Linked DNA regions of Homo sapiens: region 1 is linked to region 2. Evidence: read pairs that join two places in POLR2A ChIA-PET (ENCODE). Cell type or tissue: GM12878. All regions are shown on one strand. Each heading gives the region's core, and the rest is flanking DNA. Links, peaks and the distances in the headings are about the cores only.

Region 1 (5,399 bases), core at 243-5,242, 91 kb after region 2:
GGAATACCTGAGATTGGGTAATATATAAGAAAAGAGGTTTAATTGGCTCATGATTCTGCAGGCTGTATAGAAAGCATAGCACCAGCATCTGCTCAGCTTCTGTGGAGAACCTCAGGAAGTTTGCAATCATGGTGGAAGGTGAAGTGGGAGCAGGCATCTCACATAGCAGGAGCAGAAGCAAGGGAGTTGGGGAAGGTACCACAAACTTAAATGACCAGATCTGTGAACTCAGAGCAAGAGCTCACTTATCACCAAGGGGATGGCCCAAGCCATTCATGAGGGATTCGCCACCATGATCCAAACACCTCCCATCAGGGTAGACCTCCACACTGGGGATTACATTTCAACACGATATTTGGGTGGGGACAAATATCCAAACTGCATCAACTACATACTATTTGTATCCCCATTATTCCTATAAATAGAATCTCTGACATTAGAATCATAGGTCTTTGTTTAAGAATTGCTTAAGCAGATCCTGAATTCCAGCAGAACAGCTAATGCCAACTAGGTTAAAGACCTCTACAGAGAAAAAAAATCAGTAGGAGAATTCAATTTCTTCACCTCCTTGTCCCATGACTTTACCCAGCACTCTGATTAATCAGAAATCTCAATACTTTGGGTCATTCTAAAACTCTGAAAAACCCTACCTCCAAACTCCTTGGAGAGACAGAGTTGAGATTTCCTTCCAGCTCCTCATTTAGTAGTCCTACAATTAAACTTCTTTCTCTGCTACAACCCAATGTCTCGTTGTATTTACTTGACATGTGCATTATGAAATCGACATATTACAGTTATAATTGCTCCCACATTTTACATTGGGTTACTAGTATTTCTGTAGTTGTCCTTTTTCAGAATCTTGAGGTATGTAGCTGGTCTCATTTTTTCTCTACTTATGGGTTCTAACATTCATTTCTATTTCTAACATATTACTTTAAATTTAGCCAGTGGGATAATTTACAATGAGATATTGTAAATGCCATATGTCATTTAAACAGACTCTATCCTGAGTAGCCTAATTCCACACAAGAATTCACACAGCATTTAAACCAGGCCTTGAATCTACCTATTAGGGTCTACCTGTATTCCATCTAGTTTACATCATCATATCTGAATCATATTTGGTGTTGTAATTTTACGGACATTCTTCTAAAGCACCCAGCCTGTCCTCCAAGCAAAGGTCAACAATGAAGGCCTATAGAACTGTAGCATCAGTTAGCATAATTTAATATATTCTGTCATAGAAAAAAATCTTCAGAATTTCTTTCTTTTAGGAGAAATAAATCTTCAGAAAGATGTTTTTTCAGAAAGTTCCAGAAGATATACCAAAATATGTAATTTAGAGAAGCTTATGCAAATATACAGAAAAAGATACTAGTTGGACTTATGGAGACACATTTTTTTAGTCTCATTTCTTCTTTCCTCTGCTCAATGTCTTACATTCTGTGTATTTGTTTGTTTATTTCTTCATCCCTTTTATGCAAGTCTATACACTTACAATTCAAGCTTAGGACCCTCACTGGAAGACTCCACATCTTAGGATCACTTGAATAAGCTACTGTTATTGATCAGTTGTACTCCTGGCCTCTCCATCACCTATTATTTGTACATAGGGTGGCATTGGTATGCCAATAAAACTTTGATAAAAATATTGAACAATTGATTGAGTTATTGAAGTATTAATTTAATGGGGATTTTTTAGACTAAAAATGCCACATAGGCTGATGGGAATTTTCCTGTGGGGTTTTTACGTATTTTATATTTTGTAGAATGGCAGTGAGAGACTACATTGCAAAACTGAGAAACTGCCCATTTTAAACATAATAGGTAATCTAGTAGGAAGCTGGATAGATAATATGAACAGTGATGGTTGTGAAAGATACAGTATGAGGACACGTCTAACAGTGTATAAATATCCTTGCTCATGATCTTATGCTCGGTGCCACATCCCTCCACTATAGAAAAGTTGAAGGAACCCTGCTGAGGGACATTTTCAAAATCTGTTATATCATTCAATCGTTTTGTAGATAGCGCAGTCTATTTTCAGAAATCTACTGGTAATCTGAGAAAGGCTGACACTAGAACTGCCATCCTACTGGGAGGTATTTGGTGAATGTTAAAATCTTTGTTTTGAATATGTCAGCAATTGCAAAGTTGAAGGATGTGAGGTTTAACAATACAGTCTTATCAGAAGAGATCCCAACTGAGCTTATTGTAAACCTGGATACTCGGATAAGTAGTTTATCTGAATTTCAACACATTTCTTTTGTCATATAGTATGCTGTTGGGAGATAGTTCTCAACTGGTTTCTTACATTTCTGTATGTCTTCCAAGCAGAAGCCCTAACAACCATTGTCCCAGAATATTAACATATTTTCAATGATTTCTGTAAAGTAAAGGACAGGTTTGTTTACTGTCTAGTACAATAAAGATGATGTGTTCACCTGGAGCAACATTAAGAAGTTAGCTTTCAGCCCATTATAAAAGATGGGGGTTTCCTAAGCTTGGGTATGTTCATCTGTGACACAGACCCACGTGTGTATAACATTCACCCTGACCACTCTATGTTGCTCCCATGAGGCTTGGAGTATCAGGGGAGTCAGTCAGCATGTGAAATTTATGCTGCTTGTCATTCTGTGACTAATAAACCCCTTTGTCTCTGACCCAAGTGTCTCATGCCTTCTGCTAGTGTCCAGGAAGCTTTTGTTTCAATATCTCAGATCCATATAAGATACGATTTGGAATGAACTGAAGCATAGGAGCTCAAGGCAGTGATTCTGATGGGTATGATATGAATTGCAAAATATATCAGTGTCACACTCACTTTATTTCCTCATACTGGCTCATTTAGGGATTAAGCAATGTCAATATAGAGGCTCTAGAAAAGTATGACACAGATCTCACTGCTGACCACTTTATGGTTACTATTCAAATGATATAAATGGGAGAACAAACCAAATCAATTCTTCATAAGCATGCAGGACTCAGTACTGCCCTGAGGTTTTGGGAACTAGGGCAAAGGCACTAAATGATGACTCAAAATAATGTGTTGTGGGAATCTGACCCAAACTTATATGGACTTTGAACTGGAAATGTAATAGATTCTTTCTATTTTGAAGTTAGATTTTGAATTGAAAGTTAGATTCCGTAATATGGAAAATAAGATCTAGGAAATTAGTAAGGTCCTGAAAAACTTGTACACCAGATATCTGGGTTAGGTGAGTTTGATAAATATATGAAAGCACATATGACATAATTGTTTTTCAAGGAAACCATAGCAAAATCTTTGAAGTAATATTTGACATTTGTTATACAAGTGATATAGTGAAAGTGTGAAACATATGTGGACACACACTTGGCAGCTTCTAAAGAAAACTGCCACTTCAAAAACAAAAACAAAAAAACTCTGGTCTGGGAAAGACGTTATTATCCACTTGCTATGATCGCACAATATTGAATTAATAAAGTTTTACTTTAGTACACTTTATAGACAATGATCATTATAAAATAATGCTACACTGGTGTTTAATCAACAGTGATAGTTGATTATCATTAAAAATAATAAAATAAAAAAATATTTTAACTTTATTTGTTCTCCGATGCTTATTCATCTTTCTGTCGATTCAAGTTTCTAATTAATTTTCCTTCAGTGGAAGATTTTCTGTTAACATTTCAGAAAAGATTTGCTGACAGTGAATCCCATTAATTTTTGTTGGAATTATCACAATAGTTTGATTGAAGAAGACTTTATTTCTCTTTCACTTTTGAAAGATAGTTTTGTTGCATATAGAGTTCTATGTTGGCATTTTTACTTTTCCAACACTTCACATTTTCCCTCCATTTTCATACTGTTTGTATCATTTTTGATGAGAAGTCTACTGTAATTTTTATTCTGGTACCTCTATAGATGAAGCATTTTTGTTCTACAAGATATTGTCTTAAGTTTTCTGGAAACTTGATATAAAATGCTTATGTTTTTATTTGTTTGTTTTAACTTTTGCTTGTATTCATTATGCTGATTGTTGCCTGAGCTTCCTGGATCTGCTGTATGGTGTCAATAATTTTGGAAAGTTTCCTGCCATTACTATAATACATCAAACATTTCTTCTGTTTTGTTCTCATTTATCTCACAATTCCTTGAAGTTTTATTCTATGTTTTGCTTTTGTTTTTTTCTTTAATGTTTTTATTAGAATAATAATTGTGGAAAATCCTATTGATCTATATTCAGGTTCACTGATTTCCTGGGCATGCCAAGTCTACTGATGAGCCTACTGAAGTTATACTTCATTTTTGTTACAGTATTCTGATTCTGATTTCTAGTATCCCTGTAATTCTTTCTTAGAATTTTTATCCCTCTGCTTACATTTCCCATCTGCTCTCTTGCATGTTCTACTTTCTCCATCAGAGTTCTTAACGTATTACTTATGGATATTTTAATTCTCATTGTGATAATTCCAACATCTTTCTCATATATGGATCTGGTTCTGATGATTGCTTAGTTTCTTAGAAGATTTTCCTTTCTTTTTTTTTTTTCTTGTTTGTTAGAAAGCTGGACATGTTTTATTGAGTAATGGAAACTGAGGAAACTAGGCCTTTAATATGGGTGCATATGTTAAACTGGCTAGGAATTGGGTTGTGTTTATTGTTTGCTCAGCTATAGGTGCCAGAGGCTTCACATTTCCTCTTGTAGCCTTGAGTTTTGTGTCCTATGTTTACTTTGTGCTTTCCTAAGACTTCAGAGAAAGCCTGTATCTTATAGCTTTTTCAGTTATAATTCACTGTTATAATACTGGAGACCTGCTGGTATGGTGACAAGGTTTGGAAGATTAAAGGGGAGCAGTCTGTAATCTTACAATTAAATCTAATCTTTTACTCAACAAATGTCTCAGGGCTGGGACCTTTACAAGTCTTTCTCCAGCAATATAACACACTCTCCGCCCCACTCCACTTTCTACTCCTTTTCTTCCTTTCCCTGGCGGAAGCATTCCTAGTCTATTGCCTTGAAGCTTTTGTGACTACTGATGACATATTATATATATGTAATATCTATCTATCTATCTATCTATCTATCTATCTATCTATCTATCTATCATCTGTCTACCTATCTATCTACACAGGAAGGCTACAGGGAGCTAAAACTGATCCAGAAGGGGAAAATAATCTCTTCCCTTGGAGAGTAGCCCTGGGTGATAATGAAAAGGTCTTGGGATATTTCACAAGAGACCCTTACCCTCCCCCTGCTGGCAAAGGTGAGAGGACTTTTTTTCTGGAATATTACTGTATGAACTTGATTGGGTTCTCAGAGGTGAAACACACAAAAGTGTGCCCCACTCCCGACCCCATCCCAAGATTATATGGTCTTTAGTAATTTCTCATTCACACTAATCCCCACTTGGCT
Region 2 (5,399 bases), core at 115-5,114:
AAAATAAAAATAAAAAATTAAGCATTGAGGGGAACAGAGATGTAAAATAAATGAATTTGTAGTATTACACATTGTTAGTACCAAATAGAGAGCTCTCTGCTCCTAGCACTTTGGGAGGCCAAGGCGGGCGGATCATGAGGTGAGGAGATCGAGACCATCCTGGCTAACATGGTGAAACCGCGTTTCTACTAAAAATACAAAAAAATTAGCCAGGCATGGTGGCAGGCACCTGTAGTCCCAGCTACTCGGGAGGCTGAAGCAGGAGAATGGCGTGAACCCGGGAGGCGGAACTTGCAGTGAGCCGAGATAGTGCCACTGCACTCCAGCCTGGGCGACAGAGCAAGACTCTGTCTCAAAAAAAAAAAAAAAAAAAAAGTAAAATCAAAGGGTCCACTTAGAGGCATGGCAGTGTTCCAGAAGACAGACAGTGGTATCTTTGACTAGGGTAGCACAGGGATATTGGCTTAATACAAGTTGATTTATTTTTTTCACTTGACAGGAAGTACAGTGCTTCAGTGGCTCAGTGATGCCAGGGTGGTGCGAGGGATAGTGGGATGTGATTAGTTTTAGATTTTAAGTGTAAATGGTATCAACAACACTGAATAATGAACTGAATGTGAGATGTGAAAAGCAGCCAAGAATGTCCCTTGGGTTGTGAAAAGCAGCCAAGAATGTCCCTTGGGTTTTAAGCCTGAATAGTTTTGCCCTTCACTGGGTTGGTTAGACTGGATAAGGAGCTAGTTTGCTTGGGGCACAGCAGTAGAAATCAAGAGTTGGATTTTGGGCATGCTGTGTTTATGATACATATTTTATGATACATATTAGACATCCATGCAGACATGCTAAGGCGGCAGTTAGCATCATGAATCTGAAGCTTCAGTGGAAAATCTCAGCATTAGCTCGTGGGTAGTGTTTAAAGTCCTGAGACCAAGGGAGAAGAGAACACTTCCAAGGACTGAGCTCTAGAATGCTACATTTAGGGGCCAAACAGAGAGTAAAGAGAGAATATAAAGTTAGAAAAGGAACAAGTTTGGCAGGGAGAAAAACATGGTTTTCTGGAAGCCAAGTAAATGAATTTGTTCAAGAAATAAAAGGATATAAATTGTTTTGAATGGTGCTGAGATTTCAATGAATCAAAACTGATAGCCTTTGGATCTCACAATATTGGGAGAATTGTGGTTTAAAGAGTGGTTTATTTGGAGTATAGGCCATCTGGAAATCTTTCAGTAGAAAGTTAGAAAAAAAAAAGTTGATGTGAGGTGCGAGGGATGAAGAATTTGATTGCAATAACAAATTCCCTGAAGAAACAGGTAATAAAATATGTTTCTCTTGAGAACCCTATTTTCCTTAGACAGTAGCAGAGAATTTTTATTAATTTTTAGTTGAAGAAGGCAGAGTACAGGGTAGAGAGGTCTTAGATTTAGAATGGGGTCATTATGAAATTTTCTAATTGCTTATCTCAGTCAACTAAGCAAGTTCATTAGGCCAAAAAGAAGAGAGAGGATAATGTATCAAAGAAAATAGATGTTCTAAAAATGTACACACTTAAAATATAAATTCCATGCAAAATTCCTTCTAAATAGATATTAAATTCCTAAAATCAAGTTACTATTTGATGTAGTCTCAGCCTGTCTCTCAGTCTTCAACTGTAACTCATTCATTTCTCCACTCCCTACTCCAACTCGGTATCACCAAATCAAATCTAGCAGCGCTAAAAAGAAAGGCCCAACACACACAAGTGAATTATGTCTATGAATGCTTTAAACTTCAGAAATGTATTAATATAGTTCACCATATTAATAGGTCAAGGACAAAAATATAATATAATCTTTAGATATTAACGTAGTCTTTGGCTAAATGCAACTTTCATTGTAGGCTGAAACTTTCTTAGATATAGTTGGAAAGTTCCGTATATAATATGATATAATAATTACTCCATGATGAAATAATTTAAAAATTATTAAAGTCAAGGAAAAATACAGAGGTACACTTTCATTACTATTCCTCATTATTAAAATTGATCTGGGAATTATATGTAATTAGATTGATTATACTAACAATTACAAACAAGCAGCAATATTAACAGATCTGTAGTAAAAGAATAAAGACAACCATTATCGTGTAAATGAATAATCTTGTAGAATAACTACTGTCTCATTAAAACCTTATAACCATATGAGGTAGGTACTGTTTTTTATTTTTTTCAGAATTTAATAGATAATTGTAGCTTAAGAAGGTTATCCTGCTAAACATGACACAGATGATGATTAGCTGAAGGTGATTTGATTTAAATTTAGGTAGATTGAATCCAATTTAGGGTACTCAAGTTGTGAACTTGTGAGAAAGATTAGATTTTATAACCCTAAAATTGAAAGCTATGACCTTGTTTAGAAGTAAATGTGTGAGTCAAATTTTCCTAAGGCACACCAGTTTATGGGCACACGCAACTCAACTTATTTAATATTATAAATATTATTTATATTTATTTAATATTAATACTAATTAATATTTAATTAATACTAATTAAATATTTAATATTAATATTACTATAAATAATATATTATTTAATATTAATATTACTATAAATAATATATTATTTAATATTAATATTACTATAAATAATATATTATTTAATATTAATAATTAAAATTGTACTGGCTGTTTGACCCATTGTATTATGCAGTCACAGCCCCTAAAAGGGAGGCTCGTTATCAATGCTTTTACAGTCTTCTTGGCATCACCTGTAGATCATCTCTCATACTTTTCTTCTGAATCGCAAATATAGCTTTTTTATTATACAGTAACAAAATGAGGGGAAAAAAGATGGTAAGTTTTTGAGATAGATGAAAATAGAGTAGATTTTAACAATAAGATGGAACTTTATTAAATAAATGTAAATAAATAAAACATACATAGAAATTTTGGCACATAGAAAAATGAACATTCAAATAGCAATGCATTTCACCAAAGCTAAACATAGGCTAGAAGTAAAAATTAAAAAGCCTCTGTCAAATTTTTATGTTTCCTCTCCAAAAGTAATAGTCTATGAATATTAGAGAGAATATTGAGTTTTAAATGAATCATAAATGTCCCGTAATTTTATACTATTTTAATTCAATTTGTTTAATTTATTATTTTGATCTGACTTTAGAAATGCTACCTTAGGATTAAATTTATAATAATTTCTCTTCTCTCTGATTGACAAATACCGCTATAAGTAAGACATATTTGGGAAACATTACCAACTAGTGGTTAAGAGCCTGGATTTGGAGACAGAGTGTCTGGTTTTAATTTCTGCCACTTGTACAGAAACCTTGTGCAAGCTACTAACTGTCCTGTTCCTCATTTTTCTAATCTTAAACAAGAATAATAAAATTTTCTACCTTATAGGATGGCCTGAAGATTAAACATGATAATGTATGTAAAGCAATTAAATCAATCTATAGATTGCAACAATATTTTTGTATGTGTTTAGTGCCATCTCCCCTGGTACTGATTCCTTTGATCTACATTCTTGGGAAAAGCAAACCTATCAATTTCAATTATTCTAACAGATATAGTAAGTTAATGCATACAGAAGCATAATACATTCTTCATTCTTTTTATTTTCTCACACCCTATATTCAGTTCACTAGCCAGTCCTGTTGGCACCACTTATACATAAAATATACCTAAAACTAACCACTTCTTAGAACCCCCAGTGCTGTCACACTAGTGAAAGCTACCATCACATCTCCCCTGGCACATCATCTGAGAAGAGCCCACAGCCTTTGAAGTGGATCCCTTGTTTGTGTCTTGCTCCCTCTCCATGCAGGGGGGTCTCATAAAATGGTACTCAGAAAATGAATGTGTAGAGACCATCCTGAGTATCTTTATGGTTCTTTATAAAAATAAATTTATCTATAAAAATACAATATTTCTAAAAAGAAAATAATACCACTTGTAATTCTGCTGTCTTAGTCAATTAATTGGTAAATTCCAAATTTATACTCCAGAGATTAAAAAATGGGAGCTAATAGTCACATGCAGAAAGCAATACATTCACTAAAAATCTGACATTCACCTGTAATACCATTTAAGCATTAAGTTGAAATAATTGATGAAGCTGAGCAGGACATGTGATTGATTCAAGAACATCCTGCTTGATTAGAGGGTCAAGCTTTTCTTTAATGCGTTTTCTATAAGGAAATTCACAAGTTTATGCACAGGAAATGCCTTATCTTGATTCCTGAGTGAAAAGAAAAATATTCCTGAATTTTGAAAGGATATTTAAATTACAATCTACTTTTTAAAGATATATTTAAATAAAAGTAATCAATAAAAATGACAATTTATTCCAAAATCAATTTAGATCCTTCTATAAAAGGTGATTTTATGTATGCTATAACTTAAATGAAATATAAACTTTAGCACCCTTTTAAATCAATTTTTACAAATATGCAGAAAATAAATAAATTTATTTGGCATTACTTTAGATTATTGTATAAATGTATGGGATGTTAGTTGAGAAACAAAACAAAACATATTACTCTAATCCAGTCTTTCTTCAGCCATTTATGATAGGGTTAAATGAACTTTAAATGAGCTAAAATGCACAAGTTGACTAATGATAATCCTTCTTAACTCCCTTCTTTAACATTTTAGTTATAATATTATACCTAATTTATACAACTTTTTTTTTCTTAATCAGAAAAGTTGTGCTTGTGAGACTGACCCAGTTAAATACTGGGTGGAGAAAAACCCAGTGTCTCTACAATTCTGTATGTCTGGAACACAGAATTTTAAAACTCTCTTTCTCCTTTCTTAGTATTCTGTGGCATCCTCTATATAGCAAATAACCAATGCTGTGTGGCTTTTAAAAAGTGATCCAATTTTTTTCAAGTCATTTCCGTCAGAGTACCTTTAAATAGCAATTCCACTTTCAGGTTCCACTGATAGACCTATGGACTACACTAACCTAAAGACCCCAATTATTGTGGCAGAAAATAAACTTTTTCAGTCCCATAGGTGCCCCTTTATCATGTGTGACATAGTGGAAACAAATGTATTCATATTAAATTACATAGTTGTAACATCAGCTGCATGACTTTGTGTCTTAGGGCAAGTTAACAGCTCTGATATTCAGTTCTCTCCTTTGCAAAATTGGAGATTATCAGATGTGACATGAACATTTCTCTGTGGACTAGGGGTGATATCATGAAGACTCTTTACATCTTTCTTGAAAATAGTGAATTCCCAACCACAACAAAGGTTTTATTTTATAGGATAGGTTTTATTATTATAGGACTTCTAGTATGACACAATAAATATGATACTTGTACCCTTTTATTTTTAGTAAGACACAACAGAGTCTCATTTTATTTCTTAATGTATAATTCTAGTACCCAATTACATGGATT

Evidence for each region. Peaks named below come from ENCODE experiments on the same cell type or tissue, not always from the same donor. Only the 100,000 strongest peaks of a DNase experiment are listed, where the experiment ranks them.
Region 1: POLR2A ChIA-PET joins it to region 2 with 6 read pairs; 2 of 35 experiments call an interaction of 5 or more read pairs at or near these places.

Annotation. Positions count from the first base shown.
Region 1 is chr1:191,555,749-191,561,147 of GRCh38, reverse strand. No RefSeq gene overlaps it. Among named protein-coding and RNA genes, the nearest start is that of LINC02770, 170 kb to the left of the region's middle. In GM12878, for the core only: no CTCF peak of the experiment used is centred there; a DNase peak (open chromatin) is centred at 2,569.
Region 2 is chr1:191,646,259-191,651,657 of GRCh38, reverse strand. No RefSeq gene overlaps it. Among named protein-coding and RNA genes, the nearest start is that of LINC02770, 84 kb to the left of the region's middle. In GM12878, for the core only: no CTCF peak of the experiment used is centred there; no DNase peak of the experiment used is centred there.